2 separate regions of the Homo sapiens genome follow, and region 2 is linked to region 1. Evidence: chromatin contacts called from ENCODE Hi-C or POLR2A ChIA-PET data. All regions are on one chromosome and are shown on one strand. Each heading gives the region's core, a stretch centred on a gene start or an enhancer-like site at or near the end of the contact. The rest is flanking DNA. Distances are from core to core; before and after follow the strand shown. Region 1 overlaps LOC105370500 (a long non-coding RNA gene). Region 2 overlaps LOC105370500 (a long non-coding RNA gene).

Region 1 (3,149 bases), core at 248-2,747:
TAAGCCGTAAGTATGATTTTTATGAGAACCTGTGTTTGCACACATATATATGTGATTTGCACCCTGAGACTTTAGTACTCTCACTGGCTTATTGTGTATTCATGTGATGATCAACTATGATTCACGATTCTCCTTCCCAAGCCTTCCCCTCCTTGAGTATTCCCTGTTTAAGTAAATGGCCTCCACCCATTAGCTTAAGCCAAAAATCTGAAAGTCATCCTTGATTCATTCATCCTTACCTCACGATCTACTGATCCTATTTCTTAAATATCTCATGAATCAGTCCATATTTTCCCCCTTCTCTGTCAGTCCCCAATCCATTTCCTCCAGCTGCCTCCTAATTGGCTTACCCACATATATATTACAGTGTTTGTGCGCCATCATCTCCTCCATTCTGTACATAGTGCCCAGAATGATCTTTTTAAAATGCAAGTGATCACGTCACTTCCCTGCTTAAATATATAAACCAAAAAGCAAAGAAACAAACAAAAAACTTAAATGGCTTTCCACTACCTTCAGTACAAAGGCCAAATCCTTTATAAAGCCTCCAAGATCTGGATCCTGTCTCTCTACAATGTAGCCATGTTGGCTTTCCTTTCGACACTACTTCAAAATCAATTCAATGCTGGATCCTCTGCCTAAACTACTTTCCCCTCTTAGCCAACTAAGAAGTTTCTTAGACAACTCTTCTTCATTTTTCATGTTTTAGCTTTGATATCTCAGGCTGAAGTGGAGGATAGCCTGAGCCTGGGAGGTCGAGGCTGCAGTGAGCTGTACTCCAGGATGGGTAACAGAGCGAGACCCTGTCTCAAAACAAAGACAAACAAACGAAAAACCCAACAACAACACAACACAACACAAACAAAACAAAACTACACAAAACACAAAAAAGGTATTTTGTGTTTCCATTTTTCAGATGAGAAAATTGAGGTTCAGAGATGAAAACTACTGTTTATGGCCTCAAAGCAACTTGGGTGACTGTTAGATTATGATTATGCCTTATGTTTTCTGTGTTTGACACTGAGGTATGGCCACTATTCCAAAACTGTTTTTATGATTAGATAAAGGCTATGCTTAGATAGTCTGATACTAAAAAATAAATCATTCCAAATCCTAAAAATGTTTCCAACTGCATGTCAGCATAATGCCGTAACCCTTCCTTTCTAAGGTAACAACATTGTTCTCAAAATAGAGATTTTGCCTCATATCAAATAGATTACAATTAGGGTGAACTAAATTATGAAAACCAAACTGAAAACAAAACACAGAGCTTTTTTTTATGTACCAGTCTTCTAAGTTATTCATGTCATGAAAGTGCAATTCTCCTTATGTCTGTAATTCTCTTTGCTTTGGCCGCAGTTCTTCCGACATAGCTTTCCAGCAATGTCATACATTTTCGTTTAAACATTATGTTCTAGTTGTGTGACTAACACTGACAAATTTGTCTGTGACAAGAGTTCTTCCTTACTACTTGAGCAGCTTGTCACCACTTCCCTTCAGTGCAGGGTGGTTCTAAGTGAGTGGTCTTTTAGAGAAACTCCCAGTGGTGTCTGGAAGTGACCTCACAATCAAGTTAAATAAGGTTTAGGGAGTTGAGCAAACTGTTTGGACTGAATGAGGCTGATTTCATTTTTTGCTTCAATGACAATCATCTAATTGTTGAGACTCTTGGGCATCTTAAGCAAAAAATGTAGAATTTACTCAAAATGTTTAGGCAGTGTAGCCTGTTTCTATGGCAACAGTAAGTAAATAAACTGAAAACATAATTTATTTTTTTTTTTGAGACTGACTCTCACTCTGTCACCTAGGCTGGAGTGCAGTGGCATGATCCTGGCTCACTGCCACCTCCACCTCCTGGGTTTAAGCAATTCTCATGCCTCAGCCTCCTAAGTAGCTGGAATTACAGGCGCACGCCACCACACCTAGCTAATTTTTGTATTGTTAGTAGAGATGCAGTTTCTCCATGTTGGCCAGGCTGGTCTCAAACTCCTGACCTCATGCGATCTGCCTGCCTTGACCTCTCAAAGTGCTGAGATTACAGGTTTGAGCCACCGTGCCTGGCCCGAAAGAATAAATTTAAGTGAAAGAATCATAAGTATGTGACTAAGAAAGGTTTATTTTCCAATTGTACCTTGCATCTGTCCAATTGCTTGAAAAAATATCCAAAGTATTTTTGAACCAACTTTTTTTTTTTTTTTTTTTGAGACAGGGTTTGCTCTGTTGCTCAGGCTGGAGTGCAGTAGTGTGATCAATCCCACCTCAGCCTCCTGAGTAGCTGGGACTACAGGCTTGTAGCACCATGCCTGGCTAATTTTGTTTTTTATTTTTTGTAGAGATGGAGCCTCACTGTATTGCCCAGGCTGGTCTCAAACTCTTGAGACCTCAGGCTCTCAAAGTGCTGGGATTACAGGTGTAAATCATACTGTCTGGCAGTACCAGCTCTTTAATGCTAAAAACCTTTTTTTTTTTTTTTAGACAGAGTCTCCCTCCATCGCCCAGGCTGTAGTGCAGTGGTGCAATCTCAGCTCACTGCAACCTCTGCCTCCTGGGTTCAAGTGATTCTCCTGCCTCAGCCTCCCGAGTAGCTGGGACTACAGGCGCATGCCACAACTCCTGGCTAATTTTTGTATTTTTTTTTTTTAAGTAGAGACGAGTTTCACCATGTTGGCCAGGATGGTCTCAATCTCCTGATCTCGCGATGCACCTGCCTTGGCCTCCCAAAGTGCTGGGATCACACGTTAGCCACTGCTCCCGGCCCTAATGCTAAAAACGTTTAAATTGCTTGTAGATATAATATTTTCTGCAATCTGCTTTTTTACATCCTCAACATAGTAAAATGCTATAAGAATTAGAGACTGACATACTTAGTAAAGCCATCACTAAGTTTTACTTCTCAATTTACTATTTTTTAATAGATATTTTATTATACGTCCAATCACTTTGAAGGAAATGATACAAAGAGGGGAATAAAAAAGGATAAGACATGATTAAGAATTTAGCAAATAATTGGAAAGATGAAATTAGCATATGAGAAACGATGCAGTAAAAACCAGCAATGTCTGGAGCCAGAGTTAAGGAAGTTGTGGAGTAACAAACAAGTTAAAACATTATTTCTGAGGAGGTACACTGGTAAGATTTTTTTTTTCTTT
Region 2 (2,796 bases), core at 198-2,697, 34 kb before region 1:
CTTATCCTTGATATCTCTTAGTAATTTCCATCCATTGACCCCCTCACTCTGCTTCCTGGCCATAAAACCTCAGCTGTCTGGATTATATTCAGAGTTGAGCTCAATCTCTCTGTTTCAAAGCTCTTACTACAATTCTCCTGAACAAAGTCTGCCTTACTTTTTTTTTTTTTTTTTTTTTTTTTTTTGAGATGGAGTCTTGCTCTGTCGCCCAGGCTGCAATGCAGTGGCGTGATCTCCGTTCACTGCAAGCTCCGCCTCCCAGGTTCACACCATTCTCCTGCCTCAGCCTCCCGAGTAGCTGGGACTACAGGCGCCCGCCACCACGCCCGGCTAATTTTTTGTAGTTTTAGAAGAGACGGGGTTTCACCGTGTTAGCCAGGATGGTCTCAATCTCCTGACCTCGTGATCCGCCGCCTCGGCCTCCCAGTGCTGGGATTACTGGCATGAGCCACTGCGCCCGGCCTGCCTTACTATTTTAATAAGTGTGTCAGATTAGTTTTTTCTTTAATACACAGCAGGAACCTTGGAAGGCTTTAAAATGTTGGCATTTCAAAAGCAATAGTCCCATGGGAATCATAGTTACTGGCAAAGTAACCAATAATTTATCTGATCATCTAATTGCATTCTGGTAAATAAAATCCAACAGTATTTGTCCATAGAACCCATAGGTTCATGACCTTCTAAAAGCTAGAAAATTTAGTGATTATATCCAAGCCCTCCTGGGAGAATAGAAAAAAAATTATTCAGGCTGGGCACGATGACTCACACCTGTAATCCTAGCACTTTGGAGGCCGAGGCAGGCGGATCACCTGAGGTCAGGAGTTCGAGGGCAGCCTGCCCAAAATGGTGAAACCCCGTTTCTACTAAAAATACAAAAATTAGCTGGGCGTGGTGGCAGGCACCTGTAATCCCAGCTACTTGGGAGCCTGAAGCAAGAGAATCACTCGAACCGAAGAGGTGGAGGTTGCAGCGATCTGAAATTGCACCATTGCACTCCAGCCTGGGCGACACAGAGAGATTCCGTCTCAATAAATAAATACATTAATTAATTAATTAAATCAGGGATTTAAAAAACAATGCCTAAGGCTTGAAATCCTGTTGCAGGCAATCAAAACCCTACACCCATTTACTATCACCACCTGCCTACCCCACCCCAGGCCCAGTACCCTTTCAACCCTCGCCCCCACATACGGGCACACATGCTGCTCTTGTTAGACAGGTGAGGCGCAACAGTCCTCAGTTACCCGCATTTCCCTCCCACTCTGTAGGCTCCTTAGACATGTTCCTTGGTTTCTCAGGGCTGTGGCACCTGGCAGAGTCTGCAACCCACTCCAAGAAATTGGAGGGGGCTGCCGTCACTGTCGGTGACGTGGGAGGCCATTGAGACGCCGCCCTGTCTGTGCTTAAAAGAGAACACGCCCTGGTGGCTGGAGGGTGTCTGTCTGCATGACTCACTGGAGAAGCTGTCTCCTTGGGAGGAAGTGTGGAGCAGCCTCTCTAAATTTCATTTAGGTAAATTAAGGGGTGGAAAACCACTTGAAGTAGGAAGGCAAAGGCCAGAATTTATCCCTGGACATGCAACTGCTTTCTACATTTGGCCAGTACAGATTCATTCAGATGGAAACAATTTATTTCCTTCAAACCATGAGAAAGAAACATGCCTTTGTCCTCTGTCAAGGTGTCCAGGGAGTCACGGGTGGCTCTCATTAATGAAAATAACTGCTTTGCATTCACATCACACCTAATCTCCTGTAGGGTAAATAATGGAAAGTACTTTAGAAAAGTGCTTGGAAACCTCTTCTCTGCAGGTAGTATTAGCAGATCTCCCTTTGGCCCAAGGCCATTTGGGTTTCCAGGGAAGAGGCATTGATGGGATTAGGTAACCGGGCCATTTGTCTTCATTAACTTTATCACTAACTTCCTGACTCTGGTTATAGGCCCCACAATTAGTTTGTTTCTAAGGGAGAATCGTATTTAGGTTTTTCAATGGCAATTGTTTTATTCATTAAGTTTTCTAAGTAACACAAAAAAGCTTTCTTTTTCACAAAAGTAACATCTGCTACCTGGGGATTTCTGCCTGGTAATTAGCTAACTGGTAATAACCTAAATATGTACCCCCCTCATCAAATTCTAATATTTTTCCTGTTGTTTTTTCTTTTTTTTTAAAAAAAAAAAAACACTAAGCTATTTTCATTGGCCAAAAGAAAATGCCTTTAGTTTTTTTTTAATGCCTAATAATTCAGAATTCTCCTTAATCACGTTCTGTTCTGTTATCCAAAGACATATTTTCTAAAGTATGATGTGAACCATCTCTACATTCATCTGTAGCAAAAACATGCCAACACAATGAGTCAGCCAAAATGAAGATGTAATGTGATACACTATATGACTTCCATTTTTGGTCCAAAGAGTTCCATGACAGCAATTTCAACTGGACTATAAAATATATTGCAACCAGCACATAAAAATGTATTTCAGATGCAAGACCCCTTTCCTTAGTTATCTGTATTACATCATGTGATTGTTTCCAATTAACTATTCAATGTTATCTGTCTTCATGCATCTAATGGATTTTTCCCCCATCAAATGTTTTCAGATGAATAGTAATTTAATCAAATGTTCCCCTCTGTTTAAAAAAAAACAAAAAAAAAAAAAGCCAGAGCTTGTTATGGGCTAAATGTAGCTTAATTATATTTAGTTTTTTATAAAATACATTAGATAAGGCTTAAGAGAACATATTTTGGAAAAGCCTGTTGCCAGTGACTTCAATGTCTTCTCATTAATTTTTTAAAAACT

What was found. A loop is a pair of places that touch in the nucleus more often than their neighbours do. ChIA-PET counts read pairs that join two places held with the same protein, here RNA polymerase II (POLR2A). Pooled maps may share reads with other maps.
Region 2: a map of chondrocyte shows a loop between it and region 1 (2.8-fold over the local background). The contact joins two enhancer-like sites. A Hi-C loop is called at or near these places in 3 of 168 maps with a recorded cell type or tissue (HepG2, chondrocyte and endothelial cell of umbilical vein) and 1 of 50 pooled maps. POLR2A ChIA-PET finds 5 or more read pairs at or near these places in 10 of 52 experiments (AG04449, H1, HEK293 and 6 more).

What each region holds. Positions count from the first base shown.
Region 1 is chr14:52,799,864-52,803,012 of GRCh38, reverse strand. All of the region lies in intron 1 of LOC105370500 (a long non-coding RNA gene), which reads right to left. Among named protein-coding and RNA genes, the nearest start is that of GNPNAT1, 9.8 kb to the right of the region's middle. Within about 2 kb of position 1,497, at least 4 of the 41 ENCODE cell types and tissues checked have a DNase peak (open chromatin) inside an H3K27ac peak, as active enhancers do; they include PC-3, where a contact is called at or near this core.
Region 2 is chr14:52,834,267-52,837,062 of GRCh38, reverse strand. All of the region lies in intron 1 of LOC105370500 (a long non-coding RNA gene), which reads right to left. Among named protein-coding and RNA genes, the nearest start is that of GNPNAT1, 44 kb to the right of the region's middle. RefSeq lists enhancers at 938-1,542, 1,543-2,148. Within about 2 kb of position 1,447, at least 3 of the 41 ENCODE cell types and tissues checked have a DNase peak (open chromatin) inside an H3K27ac peak, as active enhancers do; they include PC-3, where a contact is called at or near this core.